Regions from separate parts of the Homo sapiens genome. Here regions 1 and 2 are each linked to region 3. A link is a loop called in an ENCODE intact Hi-C map of the cell type or tissue named here. Cell type or tissue: PC-9. All regions are shown on one strand. Links, peaks and the distances in the headings refer to the core of each region. The heading gives the core; the rest is flanking DNA.

Region 1 (5,515 bases), core at 283-5,282, 74 kb before region 3:
TATTCCTAGTTTGTATTTTTTGAAGATATGGTAGAGGTATTTTCGAATTTCTGTTTGTGATCATTTTTTGCTAGTATATAGAATTACTCACCGGGGTGTCCAGAGGATCCAGGACATTCTGCTCCACTTGAAATACAACCCCAAGCCGAGCACGGTGGCTCACGCCTGTAATCCAAGCACTTTGGGAGTCTGAGGCGGGCAGGTCACTTGAGGTCAGGAGTTCGAGACCAGCCTGGTCAACATGCCAAAACCCTATCTCTACTAAAAATCCAAAAATTAGCTTGGCGTGGTGGTGTGTGCCCGTAATCCCAGCTACTTGGGAGGGTGAGGCAGGAGAATCACTTGAACCCGGGAGGCGGAAGCTGCAGTGAGCTGAGATCACGCCACTGTGCTCCAGCCTGGGCAACAGAGTGAGACTCTGTCTCAAAATAAATAAATAAATAAATAAAGCAACCCCCCAGAATATGGGTGGTCTGGGGCAGGAAGAGGAAAGGGCTGTTTTGTGTGAGGGCTCTTTTTTTGGAGTCTGATCATCTACCATTTGGGCAGGAGGGGACTGGGCAGGGCGCACCGTCTTCTGTTTTGGGGAGAGGTTACGATGCACGTCCTCCTTGGAGGACAGCTCATCAATTCCTATGAAAATGATCGATGCAGATGCCCTCTGGCCCAGCCTCTGTGCTAACAGGACTGGATCCCACAGCTCTACTTGTCCAGGTGTGTCCCCAGGAAAGCGCGGGCCAGGTAAGCTATGGAGCGCCCAGTGTGAGGAGTGCCGTGCCACTGTCAGAAAGCTGAGGCGGCTCTGGGGGTCCTGCTAGGGAATGATCTCCCGAGTAAGTGATTTGAGGTGAAAAAAGCCAGGAGCAGACAGACTGTTAACTGTGTTGCTATTTGTGTGAGAAAAAGAAGCGTGGTGTGTGGAAACTCTCTGAACGCTCTCTGCATTGGTTTCTTTTGGTAAAGCTAAAAGTGTTCTAAAAAAAATAGGGTCTATGGGCCGGGTGTGATGGCTCACGCCTGTAATGCCAGCACTTTGAGAGGCCGAGGCAGGTGGATCACTTGAGGTCAGGAGTTCAAGACCAGCCTGGCCAACATGGTGAAACCCCATCTCTACTAAAAATACAAAAAATTAGCCGGGTGTGGTGGCAGGTGCCTGTAATCCCAGCGACTCAGGAGGCTAAGGCAGGAGAATAGCTTGAACCCTGGAGGCAGAGGTTGCAGTGAGCCGAGATCACACCACTGCACTCCAGCCTGGATGACAGAAAGAGTCTCCATCTTGGAAAAAAAAATATAGCGTCTGTGAAATGAGAAAATTGTTATTAAGAGTCTCCGAAATGAGGAAATCGTTATTAAGAGGCGTGTGTGTGCACATTGCCCCGAGCACATCTCTCTTCCGTGTGCAGACGCGCTGCAGGCCGACTCCAACGGGGGCTGCTTTCTCTCCATGCAGCAGCTGTGCTGCTGTTTTCTTTCACGTCCTCCAGGAAGCCGGAGCCCTCCTGTGCTCTCCTGTAGCTGCCTCATCCCTGCGCTCTGGGCCGTCAGTGTGTCTTTCTGGTCGCCTCCCGCTCAGGTGTGCACAGTCCTGTCTCTTTCGGTTCACTCACCCAGTGCCCAAGTGTAGAATCTGGCTCTCTGCAAAACTCAGGGGCCCAAGGTGCATCAGGCCCTGGACTGACTACCTCCCCACGTGGCCTCCCAGCTAGCATCCCCATGGGGGAGCACTGATCTTGCCTCTGTGTTACAGACGAGGAAACTGAGGCACAGAGAGGTAAGCCACTTGTCTAAGACCATCCAAGTGAGAGCTGGCAGATCCAGGCTTGGAACCCTGGCAGGCTGGCTCCAGCCTGAGCTCCGAAGCTCTGTCCAGGCACTGTCTTGAAGGCCAGCTCTGTGGCGGTGACAGGCACGACTGGGCTGGGTCGTGCACGCCGAATGGGCTGAGCCCGATGCTGACGCAGGGGGAAGCCGGCTGCTCCCTTCCTGCTGAGAGCTCCCGTGGCATTGTCCAGAGGGCAGGTACAGGTGTCCCCCACATGACATCAAGCCCACAAGCCCATGGCCTGACGCTCCTACCGAAGCCCCAGTGGGCAGGTGAATGAGCCTCCAGTCGGGGGGCCAGGGGGCTCCCCCTCGCACACCTCCAGATAGAAAGAACCTCTCCGAGAATCCCCAGAAAGACCCAGGCCTCCTTGGTGGGCAGCTGGACCCCTGCCACGGAACAGCCAGAGAGCATGGACCCCGGGCCCCCTCACGGTCTCGCCTCCTCTCCCTTCTCCCCTGGCATTTCCTTGCTCAGCAGATGAAGGATGATCAGAGTTCCTGGTGGCATTTGTTCTCAATTGGTATTTAACATATTTGCCAAAGACTGTCATTTTGAAGGGGAAAGTGTTCAAATAGTAGCAGTGACTCAGCCCCGGCTCGGCACGCCTGGGAGCTGTGGCTGCAGAAAGCCCAGCTGCAGGGTCCAGGTGGGCTCAGATGCACTGGGCAGCTGTGTGCATGAAGAAAGCCGCTTGTCCGTTGGAAACGTGCAGGCCCAGCCTCCTCGGGATCACTGGGGATCTCCGGAACCACTTGGGCCTTTGCACAGGAAAGCCCAGGTCAGGGGGCTTTCTGCTTGTCCTTCCAGACTGTGGGAATCTTGGAGGACACAGCTGTGAGGGCCCCCCACCCACAGCTCCCCCAGGCCCCACTGTCAGCTCTTGCCCTGGCCCCGCGGTGCTGCCAGCCTGCTCCCTGCTCCCGGCTTTAGCAGCAAGACCGACATCAAGCTCTGGAATGAGCCTCCCAAGGGTCACATCCAGCCTCAGAGCCAGGACTGCCAACTCCATCTGGGCTCCTCCCCCACTGCTGAGCATCCAGAACATCTGTCTGGAAGCTTCCATATGGAACGCCCTCCATGTGAGTCCCTTCTTAGGAGGAGGTGGTGGTTAGCAGCAAGAGCCTCAGGGTGGGCTGGCCTGGGTTCAGTCCCCGCCCTGGAACTCACATGTGATCATCTGTTTGCTTGCTTGCTTTTTGTCTGTAATTCGTGAGATCCTGAGGCCAGTTGATAGCTTCATTCCCAGCACCCAGGACACAGCCTGCATCTAGGAGGCACTTGGTAAATATTGAGTGAAGAGGTGAATGAATGAATGAATGAATGAATGAATGAATGAATGAGGCTTTTAGTGCAATGCCTGGTATGTGGTGAGCACTTGAAATATGGAAGTGGTTGGGTCCTTCTGAGTCACACCAGCAATGCCACTACATTTATGGCCCTGGCTTTGTAAAAATACAGTCAGGCTCGCCTAGGTGTGGTGACTCATGCCTATAATCCCAGCACCTTGGGAGGCCAAGGGCAGGAGGATCACTTCAGCCCAGGAATTGGAGACCAGCCTGGGCAACACAGCAAGACCCCATCTCTACCAAAAAAAATTTAAAATGAGAAAAAATGAGGCCAGGAGCGATGGCTCACTTTAGGAGGCCAAGGCGGGCGGATCACTTGAGGCCAGGAGTTAGAGACCAGCCTGGTCAACATGGAGAAACCCCATCTCTACTAAAAATACAAAAATTAGCTGGACGTGGTAGCACATGCCTGTAATCCCAGATACTCAGGAGGCTGAGGCAGGAGAATTACTTGATCCTGGGAGGCTGAGACTACAATGAGCTGATTTCACACCACTGCACTCCAGCCTGGGTGACAGAGTGAGACCCTGTCTCAAGAAAAAAAAAAAAAAAAGAAAAAAATTAGCTGGGCATGGCGGTGGGTCCCTGTAGTCCCAGCTAGTCAGGAGGCTAAGGCAGGAGGATCACTTGAGCCCAGGAGTTTGAGGCTACAGTGAACTGTGCCTGCATCCTGGCAACCCAGCCTGGGCAACAGAGCAAGACAAAAAAATAAAGGAAAGCTAGAGAGAGAGAGAGAGAGAGAGAGAGAGAAAGAAAGAAAGAGACAGAGAGAAAATAAATGTGATCAGGCTGCACGTTAAGTGCTTATAGCAGCTTTATTGCCAAAAACTGGATGTAGCCTGGATGTCCTTCAGTAGGTGAGTGGTCAAACAAACTGTGATATATTCAGACAATGGAAAAGTATTCAGCAATGAAAAGAAATGGCTATCGAGGCATAAAAAAGAAATGAGGTGTATTGAGTCACAAAATATATGGAGGAAACTTAAATCCGTATCATTAAGCAAAAGAAGCTAACCTAAACAGGCTACATTGAAAACCTGTTGTTCAGTGTAGCCACCTTTATCAGTGATCTCAGCTAGATCTTCTGGAGAACTTGCTGCAGCTTCTCCATCAGCACTTGCTGTTTCACCTCGCACTTTTATTTTATGGATATGGCTTCTTTCCTTCAACCTCATGAATCACCCTTGCTAGCTTCAGACTTTTGTTCTGCAGCTTACTCACCTCTCTCAGCCTTCATAGACTTGAAGAGAGTTAGGGCCTTGCTGTGGATTAGGCTTTGGTTTAAGGGAATGTTGTGACCGGCTTGATTTTCTATCCAGACCACTGAAACTTTCTCCATTTCAGCAATGAGGATGCTTCACTTTCTGATAATTTGTATGTTCACTGGAGTAGCGCTTTTTTGTTGTTGTTGTTCTTTTGAAACAGGGTCTCACTCTTTCACCCAGGCTGGAATGCAGTGGCATATTCACAGCTCACTGCAGCCTCAAACCCCTGCACTGAAGTGATCCACTGCCTCAGCCTCTGGAGTAGCTGCGACCTACAAGCACATGCCACCATGTCCAGCTAATTTATTTGTTATTTTTCATATAGATGGGGTCTCAAACTCGAGGGCTCAAGTGATCCTCCCACCTTGGCCTCCCAAAGTGCTGACATTACAGGCGTGAGCCGCCCCACCCAGCCCAGAGTAGCACTTTTAATTTCCTTCTAGATCTTTTCCTTTACATTCACAACTTGGCTAGCTTTGGCACAAAAAGCCTAGCTTTCAGCCTGTCTCAGCTTTCAACATGCCTTCCTCACTAAGCTTAATTGTTTCTAGCTTTTGATTTAAAGTGAATGATGTGTGACGCTTCCTTTCACTTGAACACTTAGAGGCCATTGTAGAGTTCTTAACTGGCCCCATTTCAATAGTGTTGTGTCTCAGGGAGTAAGGAGGCCTGCACAGAGGGAGAGAGATGGAGGAGTGGACAGTCGGTGGAGCAGTCAGAACACACAATATTTATCGATTAAATTCACCATCTTATTTGAGTGTGTTTTACGGCACCCCCAAAAAAATCCAATAGTAGCATCAAAAAGTATAGATCACAGATCACGATAACAGACAGAAAGTTTGGAATATTGTGAGAATTATCCAACATGTGACACAGAGATGCAAAGTGAGCACGTGCTGTTGGGAAAATGGTGCTGATGGGCTGACTCTCTGTGGGGTGGCTGCAGGCCTTCGATTTGTTAAAAAAAAAAAAAATGCAATGTTCGTGAAGTGCAATGAAGTGAGGTGTGCCTGTATATGACATTCTCAAAAAAAAAAAAAAATGGAGATAGTGAAAAATCAGCAGTTGCCAGGGAT
Region 2 (5,515 bases), core at 283-5,282, 62 kb before region 3:
CACCCACAGCCTTCTAGGGCATTCTGTGTGGCTGGCAGGGAGACAGGATGTTTCCGGTTCTAGTTCAAACTCAGTGAGCTGATAACAAGCTTATCTTCACTCTGCTGCCATGAAGCTCAGCCTCGGGCTTGCAGGGGCTTGCCAAGAACATTGAAATTCTCTGTCTCGATTGTGTCTAAATGGTTATGGGGACCAAGGATTCCTTTAGCAGAGTTAATTTGCACTTGGAAGACAATTACGTAGAGTAAGAGCTCAGCCTTTCAAGTCAGCTATTCAAGCGGGGGTCCCAGAGAAGTTGCTTTTCTTTTCAAATCAGATCTGTACCTTCCTCAAGACTGAGGAATAGCTGTTTGATACTCAGACACGCTGTCCAGCTGGGATTACAGGCACCTGCTCTGTGCTGGGCTGTGGGGTGACTAGAGCTGAACAGAAGTTAAAGCGATAGGACAGGTGCGGTGGCTCATGCGTGTAATCCCTACATTTTGGGAGGGTGAGGTGGGTGGATCACCCAAGGTCAGGAGTTTGAAACCAGCCTGGCCAACTTGGTGAAACGGCATCTCTACTAAAAACACAAAAATTAGCCAGGTGTGGTGACAGGTGCCTGTAATCCCAGCTACTCAGAAGGCAGAGGCAGGAGAATCGCTTGAACCCAAGAGGTGGAGGTTGCAGTGAGCCGATATTGTACCACTGCACTCCAGCCTGGGCAACAGAGCGAGACTCTGTCTCAAAAAAAAGTTGTTAATAAATACAGTTTTTATCCAGGACTATTGCGGTAGGGGAGTAGCAGAATATTGAATAGGGAGGAGACTTAGTACGGGATAGGACTCAGTTCCTAATACTGCATGGGCTAGTGGGGATTTAGGGCCCAGGAGTGGGTGGGAGTGAGAGGGTGGAAAATTCCTGAGTGGAAGCATCAAGGGTGAGGGAGATTCTGGGTAAACTGACCTAATGGGATTCTTGCTGCAGGCAGGCTGGGGTGAGCAGACATCCCAGGTGGGGGTGGGAGGTGAGCGGCCTGATCAGGTATCCAGGGTCGGGAGTTCTTGCTAAAGTTGGATTTGATACGGAAGCGCACAGATGGACTCAGGAGAAGTCCAGGGAGTCTGGTGAAGCAAAGAATCTTAATCATAGCTTGGCAAGCACAGAGCTGGCCAAGGCAGGATGCCCCCCAGAAGGTTCTGCAGCTGGAGGAACCTCGAGGGCCTGACACGCTGGAGACACCCAGAGCCAGCAGGGAGGTGTATGCATTGTTCCCCCTTGTTCCCAGGGAGGGGACTGGGGCAGCCCAGCATCTGCCAAGGCCAGCAAGGCAGTGGACACCCTCCCACCAAGGCCCACCAGGGGTCTACACCAGCCCAGTCGGCAGGGGGAGGCTTCAATGGGACTGGGCTGTAGCATGAGGGTCAGGGAAGCTGGGAGGGTCTCGATCTTGAGGAAAGACTGACCAATGAGGCAAGGTGTCTGGACTCTCGACAACTTGACAACTTGGAATAATAAAAAAGCATGCATTGGGGTCTCTGTCCCTAGTTCCTGGCACAGAACTCTTAAAACCTCTTGAATTTCCTGTCTTTTATATGTTAATGAGATGATACTTAGGGGAGGCGGAGGCTAGATAGCTTCAGGATGGCAGGGGCTGGTCACCAGAAAAACCAACCACATGATTCTAGAGGTGCAGAAGGCTCAGGAAGAGGGGCTGGAGGTTGAGCTCAATTGCCATTGGCCAATGATTAATCAGCTGTACCTAAGTATTGAAACCTCCATTAAAACTCTGGGCGCAGTGGTTCACACCTGTGATTCCAGCACTTTGGGAGGCCGAGGCGGGCGGATTCCTTGAGATCAGGAGTTCAAGACCAGCCTAAGCAGCATAGTGTGACCCCCATCTCTACAAAAAAAAAAAAAAAAAAAAATTAAATAAATAAATTTATAAAAAACAACCAGGCTTGGGAGGTTCCAAGCTGGTGGTACCCAAGGGGGTGTGGAAGCTCTGCACCCCCCATTTGCCCCGAGCTTCTCTTCCCTGTGGGCTGTTCAGAGGTGCAGCCTCCATAATCAACTGGTTGCCATAAGTGATGCATGTTCCCGAGTATTGTGAATGGTTCTAGCAAATATCAGACCTGAGCAAGGGTTATGGGAGCTCTGACTCGTAGTCAGCCAGGCAGAAGTGTGGGTCATCTGGGGAGCCACTTCTTGGCAACTGGCCTCCGAGGCTGGGGCAGTCTTGTGGGACTGGGCCCTTCGCCCGCAGGGTCTGCACTGACTCTGGGAGGTACTGTCAGAATTGAACTGAGCAGTAGGACACCCAGCTGGCAGGGATTAGAGAATTGGTTGATGTTGGAATGATGTATTTGGTGTCAGAAAAAAATACAACACCAGCTGTTTAATGAGCAATTACCGTGTGCAGGCGCCGTACGGAGGGTGTGCGTGAATTATCCCGTCCCAGTGGCCTTAGGGAGACGGTGCTGTCACTGAGCTGCTCTCAGGGGAGAAAACCAAGACCCCGAGGTGAGGACCCTCAGCTCTGCAGTGGGCGCTGAGGTGGGCGCCATCCAGGAGAGAGCGTGCGGTGGCTCGGGGCCTCCCAGAGCTGCCCTGACTCCCCTGCTTGGCCAGCCCCTCCCTGGGAGCCCCACCCCAGGGCCAGCAAAGGCTGCAGTGAGTCAGGGGCCGTGAATGTCTCTGGAGCAGGAGCTGCAGACAGGCAGGAGCTGGGAGCTGGTCAGGAAGACGAGACTGGCACACAAAGGAGCTGATTAGCAATGCGACGCTGCCTCCGGCCAGCCGGATTAGGAGCTCAGACAGCGCGAGCCCAGGGACTGCAGGAGCCACTTCCATCCATTCTCAGACAAAAAGAGACGCCCACGGCAGGACTGGGGTGGTGATCGGGGAATCAGAGCGCAACCCCTCCCAGGCCCCAGTGGCCCTTGCCTGCCCTGGCCTGGGCTCTTGCCACCGGCCCATCCTCTTCCAAGAGGCCATCCTGTGCCCGTGCTTGGCATGTGAGAGAAGCTCCCGAGGTCCACCGCCACCCCAGCAGGAGACACAGCAGCTGGCCCATCCCCAGAGGCCGCAGCCCCACGTGGTCCCGCGACGGTGTCCTTGGTGCTCACGTGGGCTCAGAGGATGCAATCCCTGAAGGACCTGTGGGTGGGGACACCGGTGCCTTGCCCAGGACAGCCCCGGTGACATTTGCTCCTTTGTGGCATCAGAAGCCTGAGGGTGGGCTGAGGTCTCGCCTCTGTCGTCGCAGTGAGACTGCGGTTTCAGGTCACAGCAGCAGCAGGGGCCTCCCCTTTTGTCGCCTACCGGATGAAAGACCTGTGTCCCTGCAGAGGTGGCCACCCCGCTCCTGGTCCCAAGTCCATCTGCTGGTCCAGGCCAGGGAGGGGGTGTTGGGATGGGATGGTGTCTACTGTGACCTGAGGGCGGGGTGGCCCCTCCTGACCCTGCTGAGTGCCTCTCCCTGGGCAGGGATTTGGGCCCTGGTGAACCATACACACTGCACGGCCCACAGTGAGATCCGTCAGTCACTCTCCCACGGGCAGCTGCTCCGGGTCTCACAGGGACAGACAGGGGCAGTAGCCTTGCCCCCCTCCAAACCCCAGGCTAAACAATGACAATTGCTAACAGCTGGTCTGGAAGGTCCTACGCGTGGGGCTCCACCTTTGGGGGCTCATTTTATCTTCACAACAGCTATGTTCCCCGTAGCTGCTGGGACTGGCCCATTTTCCAGATGAGGACACTGAGGCACAGAGTGGGCAGGCCGGGGCTGGAGAGGTTCTGCGGCCCCAGGACTCTCTCCTGCATGTGGAGAGTGGAGATTTGAACTGGGCCTGTCATCCCCAGGGAGAGGCACAGGATGGGAGGTCAGGGTTGGGTTTTCCAAATAGGCTGTTTCCTGACTTCTGGAAAGTTGCCTTAAGAAATGGGAACGTGTCTGCTAACAGCCTCTCGTTGAGGCCAAATTTGGGGGGACTGTGAGGCTATAGGAAAAAGCAAACTCAGTTTCTTCCCACTATACTCTCTCAACGCAATCCACACAGAGCCCTCAGTGGCCAGATGAGTGGGGTTCCCACACACAGCAAGCAAGCAATCGGTTCCCTCGGACACCAGCAGGTGCCCCTAATTCAATTCAGTTCTGCACTGCTCACCTGGAGAGTGTGTTGATCCCATAGGGTGAGGCTCAGTCCCACAAGATGGGCCCCACGTCCTTTGCAGGTGCCAAGAACAAGCCCCAGGTTGTGACCTGTGCCTCTGACCGACCAGCTATGAATCAGGGTTCCCATGATGCCCTTCTCTGGTTCAATTAATTTGCTAGAGCAGCTCACAGAATGGAGGGAAATACGTTTGCCGGTTTCTTATAAAGGATATTACAAATGGAGTGATGTGTGGGGTGAGGTACAGGGGAAGGCGTGCAGCTTTGATGCCCTGCCCAGGCACGCCACCCCCAAGGAACCTCCACGTGTTCATCTATTCAGAAACTCCTCCAAACCCTGTCCTTTTGGGGGTTTTATGGAAGTTTCATTACACGGACATGATTGATTCAATCATTGGCCATTGGTGATCGACTCAACCTTCAGCCTCTCTCTCTCCTCCCTGGAGGCTGGAGGGCAGGGCGGAAAATTCCAACCCTCTAATCTTGGGATTGGTTCTTTTGGTAACCAGCCCCCATTCTGAAGCTATCTAGGGACCCCCAGCCACCAGTCATCTCACTAGCATACAAAGACACTCAGCACTCTGGAGGGTCCTGAGATTTTAGGAGCCATGTGTCAGTAGAGGAGAGGAAAACCAAATACCCATTTCACAACGCAGACTGTGTGTGGCTCCTCCGTGCCTTTCTCTAACAGAGCATCCTCTGATCTGAAAGGTGCCCGGCCATCAAACTGCAGTTCCAGTTCCATGAAAAGCACATGCAGTTACCCTGGGGAGCTCAGCCGCCACCCCACGCCAGGCCGGTTGAGGGCTCTGCCTCCTCACCCAGCGCATGCCGCCCCTGCCCTTCTACCCGCCTGCTTGCTCTGTTCAAGTTCTCATTTGTGGGATTGGTCAGCGGTCCCGGGGGGGCCCCCTTCCTGCTGAGATCTCCAGATGGGGGGACAGTCAGCCCTTGAGATACTAGAGAAATCCCCTGGGAACATTTCCTGCCTCTCTTCATGGCAGTGGGGAAACTGAGGCTATGGTGCCCGGGAGTTAGGAGGCCCATTGGAAACCCCGCCAGGGTACAGGCAGGAAGCTGCGTGATCAGGTTGTCTTGTGAAAATGCTTCTTTGGGAACCAGCTTCCAGGAGTAGCCACTCAGGCCCACATGACTTCTGAGTCGTTTGCCAACCTTCCTGGGCTGTTGGGTTTGTGCTCCAGGAAGGACCTGATGGTTAGAGTGGAGGTGTTGGAGAGAGTCCCAGAGCCCTGCCCAGTGAGGGTCAGGAGGCTATGGCCGTGTCCCATAAGCAGGGCTGAGCACAGCCCACATGCACCTCCAGGGGCTGTGCTGCAAACGACACACATGGATTTTCTCACA
Region 3 (5,515 bases), core at 353-5,352:
AAGCCAGCCAGTCTTTCAAACTGTCTGCCTGCCTCATTCCTGCCACCCCCTGAAAGCTTTGACGCCGTCGCCGACTCTGGGATCGAGGAGGTGGACAGCCGGAGTAGCAGCGACCACCACCTCGAGACGACCAGCACTATCTCCACCGTGTCTAGCATCTCCACCCTGTCTTCCGAAGGTGGAGAGAATGTGGACACCTGCACAGTCTATGCAGATGGGCAAGCATTTATGGTTGACAAACCCCCAGTACCTCCTAAGCCAAAAATGAAGCCCATCATTCACAAAAGCAATGCACTTTATCAAGACGCGCTCGTGGAAGAAGATGTAGATAGCTTTGTTATCCCCCCGCCCGCTCCCCCGCCCCCGCCGGGCAGTGCCCAGCCTGGGATGGCCAAGGTTCTCCAGCCAAGGACCTCCAAGTTGTGGGGCGACGTCACAGAGATCAAAAGCCCGATTCTCTCAGGCCCAAAGGCAAACGTTATTAGTGAATTGAACTCTATCCTACAGCAAATGAACCGAGAGAAATTGGCAAAGCCGGGGGAAGGACTGGATTCACCAATGGGAGCCAAGTCCGCCAGCCTCGCTCCAAGGTAAGTCCGCGGTTGGTGCACATGCACACCGCTCTGCGTGCACTGTCCCTGCTGACCAGGAAAGGCCCTCGGGTAGCAGCCCCAGCGGACACGAAGAGGGGAATTCGTAAAGCCTGTGTGGGCCACGTCTGTTAATGCAGTAACACTTCTTTTTCTCATGCTCCTGGACTCCGGGATAGCCGAGTAATGATCACAGCCATCCTGGTGGGACACAGCACTCCTTCATAAAGACTTGTAATGAAATGAGGTTGCTGGAAGCCCTCCTCACCTTGGCTTCCAAAGAGAAGCTCTACTCTCTCTTCTGTGCCCTCCAGATCTCTGCCAGGACCACCTAGAAGGCCGTTTAGAGCCTCGCCAAAGCCCAAACCAAGCTTCGAGTTGGTTGCAGGAGACTAGCTGCCCCAAGAGGGCAGCGAGTGGGTGGGCGGTGGGTGCAGGTGTCTGAATACACGTGTGGGTTCTTCTTCCCCTCCCATCACTACCAGGTTTGCGGGCTTGGGAGGCACAGGGTCATGGCTGTACTGGTGAACTCTAAGTGCAGTACATTCTTCCCTGCCAGCCCATCCTGTCCCAGGGGCAGAAGCCTCTAGCTGTGTCCATGTCAGCCCTTCACAGTATTGTGCAGGGTTTACATTATTTCCATTGGAACTGAACGTAGAATAAGTCAGGAGTCATTTCTAGACGCAACCAGAGGGCTCTATCTGAGGCTGTCTGGAAGGAGCCTATATTTGATCATTCTTGCACTGCTATAAAGAAATAGCTGAGACTGGGTAATTTATAAAAAAATGAGGTTTAATTGGCTCGAGTTCTGCAGGCTATATGGGAAGCATGATGTTGGCTTCTGCTTGGCTTCTGGAGAAGCCTCAAGAAACTTTCAGTGATCACCAAAGGGGGAGCAAGAGGGAGTCGGGGGAGGTACCACAGTCTATTTAAACAACCTGATCTCATGAGAGCTCACTATGTACAGTAGCCAGGGAAGATGGTGCTAAACCGTTCATGAGAACTCCCCCACCATGATCTGATCACCTCCCACCAGGCACCTCCTCCAACACTGGAGACTACAATTTCACATATGAGATTTGGGTGGGAACACAGATCCAAACCGTATCAGGGCTCAGCAGTCTGTGGCTTTGGGGAGCCCCATTGGCTCCCGTGATGGCTTATGGTTCTTGGTTCTCCTTCCCTGTGGTGTGCACCATTTTGCTGTTCCCCAGGTGGCAGCATCTTCAGTCTCTCCCACTGATATTTGATCTTGGGTTTCATCATTTTGACTAATGAAGCCTCTCTCCATACCCCTGCTGGGCAGGCATTTGATTTAAGCCACTCAGTGCATTAATCAGTGACATCACATACAGCTGGGGCTCAAGATGCAGACTGAGAGCCCCAATTTTCCCAGTTATTTTTCAGTGTGGATGTAAATAAATGACTTGGATGTCATCTATTACTCTAAAGGAGTATCGATAGGCTGGCATTGGTATAGAGAAGCACAGTTACACTGCAGACATTCAGACAGTGCCTCCAGTCAAGGAGAAAGTCTAAGAATTATGTACGTATACACCTACAAGTACACTCAACAGCCTCCAGGAATTTTGAGAAAGGGTGTTGCTTTGCCGCTCAGGCTGGAGTGCTGTGACGTGATCACGGCTCATTGCAGCCTTGCAGCCTAGACCTCCTGGGCTTAAGCAATCCTCACACCTCACCTAGCCTCCTGAGTAGCTAGGACAATAGACGCATGCCACCACACCCAGCTATTTTTTTTTTTTTTTTTTTTTTTTTTGGTAGAGATGAGGTCTCACCATGTGTCCCAGGCTGGTCTCGAACTCCTGGGCTCAAACGAACCACTCACCTCAGCCTCCCAAAGTGCTGGGATTGCAGGCATGAGTCACTGCACTGGGCCAAAAATCTGAAAAACTGACTAGTTTAACCCTTCCCCATTACATACTAATGTGGCTCTTCCGTCATTACTCTATGTGGAAGCAATAATTAAAGAGGCCTTATCTTAGTGTTTCACATTTTTACAAAACACTTTCTCATGGGTGGGTAATTTTTATGACAACTGGGGAGCAGGTATGAGTCACACCCATTTTTCAGAGGATAAGTGGCTTGTCCACATACACAGCCAGCAGGAGGCAGAGCTGGGACACAGGCTGGGGTTTCCTGACTCTCACTTCCCCTTGTAAGCAATGTCTGCAGTAAGGAAGGAGCTGGAAGGGAATGGCTCTAGGGCTGGAGGAAGGAATCCACTGTTCAGGTCAGCAGGGCATCCTGCACCAAGCTGTGCTCCCCTGAGCACTCCACTCGGGGAGTCCAGGGACCCCGTCCATGGAGACCTCTCCCTGAGTGGCAGCTGGACAGCTCATCCCCTCTACTCGTCTTCAGGCTGGGCCAGCTCCTGGGGTGCCCACAGGGGAGTGGGACCCCAACTTGCAGCGTCTCTAGGGTTTCTCTGCCCTGCATTTCTCCAGGGGGACCCTGAGAGGGGGCTGGCTCAAAGCAGACTTCATAGGGCAGAATCCTGCTGTACTCTGAAGGAGAGCAGCTGCATACCACCGCCGACCCACGCGTGAGTGCCAAGAACGGCCGCCTCCCAGCTGTCCTGTTATTTATAGCCCGGCTCTCTTACAGTAAGAACAGGAGCCCACACCTATGACACAAAGCATTCACCAAACGCCAGGCACTACATTCCACGGCACCCCTGAGCCAGGGCCTGTAATTTTTCCCACTGTGTGAACAAGGAAGCAGAAGGCAGGGCGGTGAAGCTACTGAGCCGAGGCTACTTCACAGGAAGACGCGGAACTAGACCTCCAACCCATGGAGCTGGCTCAGGGTTTGACTCCTCACCTTGTGGGAGCCAGGGACTGCCTTGGAAGGAATGACCAACTGGCAAACCGAACACCTGCAAGGCTGAGACTGCCGCGGGCGGGGCTGCTCTCAGGCCTCTGACTGTCCTTAGGCCAAGCTCTTTGGTCAGCAAGAGGCTAATAGCAGGCTTAGTCACTAGGAGGTCACCCTGCGGCCGATAACAGCAGGCTTAGTCACTAGGGGTTCACTGGCACTGCCAAGCTCCCAGAGGCCATGTCTGTTCCCTTCTTGCTCCCGGCCAAGGGTTACACTTTACACTCAGAGTTGGACTAGAAACAGGATGGCCTGAGGCCAGAGGACAAAGATGAAGAGCATTCACTGTAGGCACTAAACTAGGCTCAATCCTCTCCCTCGCCCTTGCTTCTCGGATCTAATAACCTCACCAGGCTGAGCACTTGGGACAAAGCCCCCATGGAGGTGCGCCACGGCCACGGGACACACTGACAAGGACAAGTGGGGGGCAGTCAGAACCACCACTGGGGGGGGGTCCAGGACGGAGTTGCCAGGGCACCAGAGCTGTCCCCCTTGCCGTGAGGGCTGTCTCCTCTCAGCCACAGACCTATCTCTCAGCATGTCTCCTTTGCTGGGCGTGGTCTTCACTGATGGGCCCTGGGCATTTGATCATCTGAGGATCAGAGGGAGCCTTAAGAACTCTCACCTGAGTTCACCGCCTGGGCGACTCACCACCACCTTTAAATGCATCTAAAAATTAAGAGCTGTGAATGGCCCTGGGCAAAATGAGGCACGAAATTGGATGAAGGGAATTCCTACCGAGGAAAAAGAAATGAGTTTTTCTAGGGAAAATTGAAAACCAGCCATGCTTTTTGAAATGACAGATAAGCAGTGGTGTAAAAATCCCATTTCCATAGAAACAAGTTTTGACTGCCCAAGAAAGGGACAATTTTTAGAGCTGTTCCTCAAATGTTCATTCATGAAATGGGCAGAAACCTCAGCTGAACTTGACCCTTTTAAAGTTCCTCTCATCCTTGGATTCTTCCTTTCTTTTCACTTCTTGCAAGAATCCAGGATGGGATCAAAGGAAGCAGCTGAAGATTAAACAACTAGATCCTTGTTTTCCTTGGGTATGTTTGATTTAACTTTAGCCGTGAATGAGTCTCTGATGCTCAAAGCTCTTCCCTGAAATCAAGGATGACATGGAATTTGCAGGCGTCTTAATTACAAATACGCCGACGAAAGGAAGATGATGAAGTAGTTCTCTTTAGTACATAATGTTAAAAGAGAAAAAAGTACATCATATTAGAGGCATCTCCCAGGGTGATCTGAAAACACCCTGCCAAGAATGGAGGCGTCAGTTCTAAGAAAAGTGTTCCAGGACCACCTGGCCTGATTATTCCAGGAGGTAGTCTCATCTTTGATCTCAAACTGGATCAAAGTGAAGGAAACTGGTTTGGGGAAGGAAGAGTGAGTGTGTCTCTGTGAAGAGTCAGTGGTCCCTCCTCAGCAGAATGCCAAGACAACAGCTGCCAGCCCAGAGGCCTGACAGTGCTGCACGCTGGGGGTCCCAGCACAGGAGCCTGGGGCTGCAAAAGCTCAGAGCCGGAAGCTCCTCAGGTGCAGGCCTAGGAGACTGACTGGACACTCAGACTTGGAATCATGGCCCAGCCCCACTGTCTCCTGAATTCACCAGTCAGGAGTTCACTGAGCTACTTTCTATAAGCCTAGTGCCAGGCTGAGGCTAGAGAGTAACGAGGAATACACCAACAAGGATGCCTGGACCCTCAGAATGGGGCAGCAATTCCGTCACTAATCATTCACTCAACAAAGTTAGGGATTGCCTTTATGTGCCAGGTGCCATGCTGTGCCCAGGATTTATCACTGAACAAGAAAACATTCCAGATGCCCCTCCCTTTGGGGAGCTCAAATTCTCGAGGGGAGAAATGGACAACAAATAATAAGACAAACCCAAACTGTGACAAATGCCACAAAGGAGCCACAACATGCTAATAGGTTAGTGACCAGTGCAGAAAGGGGCTGTGATGCACCAGCAGGTAAAAATAACCACGTGCAGAAGAGAGCCACGGGACACCAGCAGGTTAACCCTG

What was found. Hi-C counts contacts between places; a loop is a spot of excess contacts. Peaks named below come from ENCODE experiments on the same cell type or tissue, not always from the same donor. Only the 100,000 strongest peaks of a DNase experiment are listed, where the experiment ranks them.
Region 1: a loop joins it to region 3, with 4 times the contacts of the local background. A loop is called at or near these places in 2 of 110 quality-filtered maps.
Region 2: it touches region 3 in a loop (6-fold over the local background); 2 of 110 quality-filtered maps call a loop at or near these places.

The regions. Positions count from the first base shown.
Region 1 is chr11:70,554,800-70,560,314 of GRCh38, reverse strand. The region is part of intron 17 of SHANK2 (SH3 and multiple ankyrin repeat domains 2); the gene reads left to right. Among named protein-coding and RNA genes, the nearest start is that of SHANK2-AS1, 69 kb to the left of the region's middle. RefSeq lists enhancers at 1,539-2,269, 2,270-3,000. In PC-9, for the core only: no CTCF peak of the experiment used is centred there; a DNase peak (open chromatin) is centred at 3,234.
Region 2 is chr11:70,542,490-70,548,004 of GRCh38, reverse strand. All of the region lies in intron 17 of SHANK2 (SH3 and multiple ankyrin repeat domains 2), which reads left to right. Among named protein-coding and RNA genes, the nearest start is that of SHANK2-AS1, 81 kb to the left of the region's middle. RefSeq lists enhancers at 1-330, 767-1,601, 2,437-3,271. In PC-9, for the core only: no CTCF peak of the experiment used is centred there; no DNase peak of the experiment used is centred there.
Region 3 is chr11:70,480,389-70,485,903 of GRCh38, reverse strand. It overlaps SHANK2 (SH3 and multiple ankyrin repeat domains 2), which reads left to right. Exons shown (of 26, transcript NM_012309.5): 25 at 1-590. Among named protein-coding and RNA genes, the nearest start is that of CTTN, 85 kb to the right of the region's middle. In PC-9, for the core only: CTCF peaks have their summits at 2,519 and 2,719 (motif pointing right); DNase peaks (open chromatin) are centred at 2,623, 3,463 and 4,103; H3K4me3 peaks cover 642 bases; H3K27ac peaks cover 3,435 bases.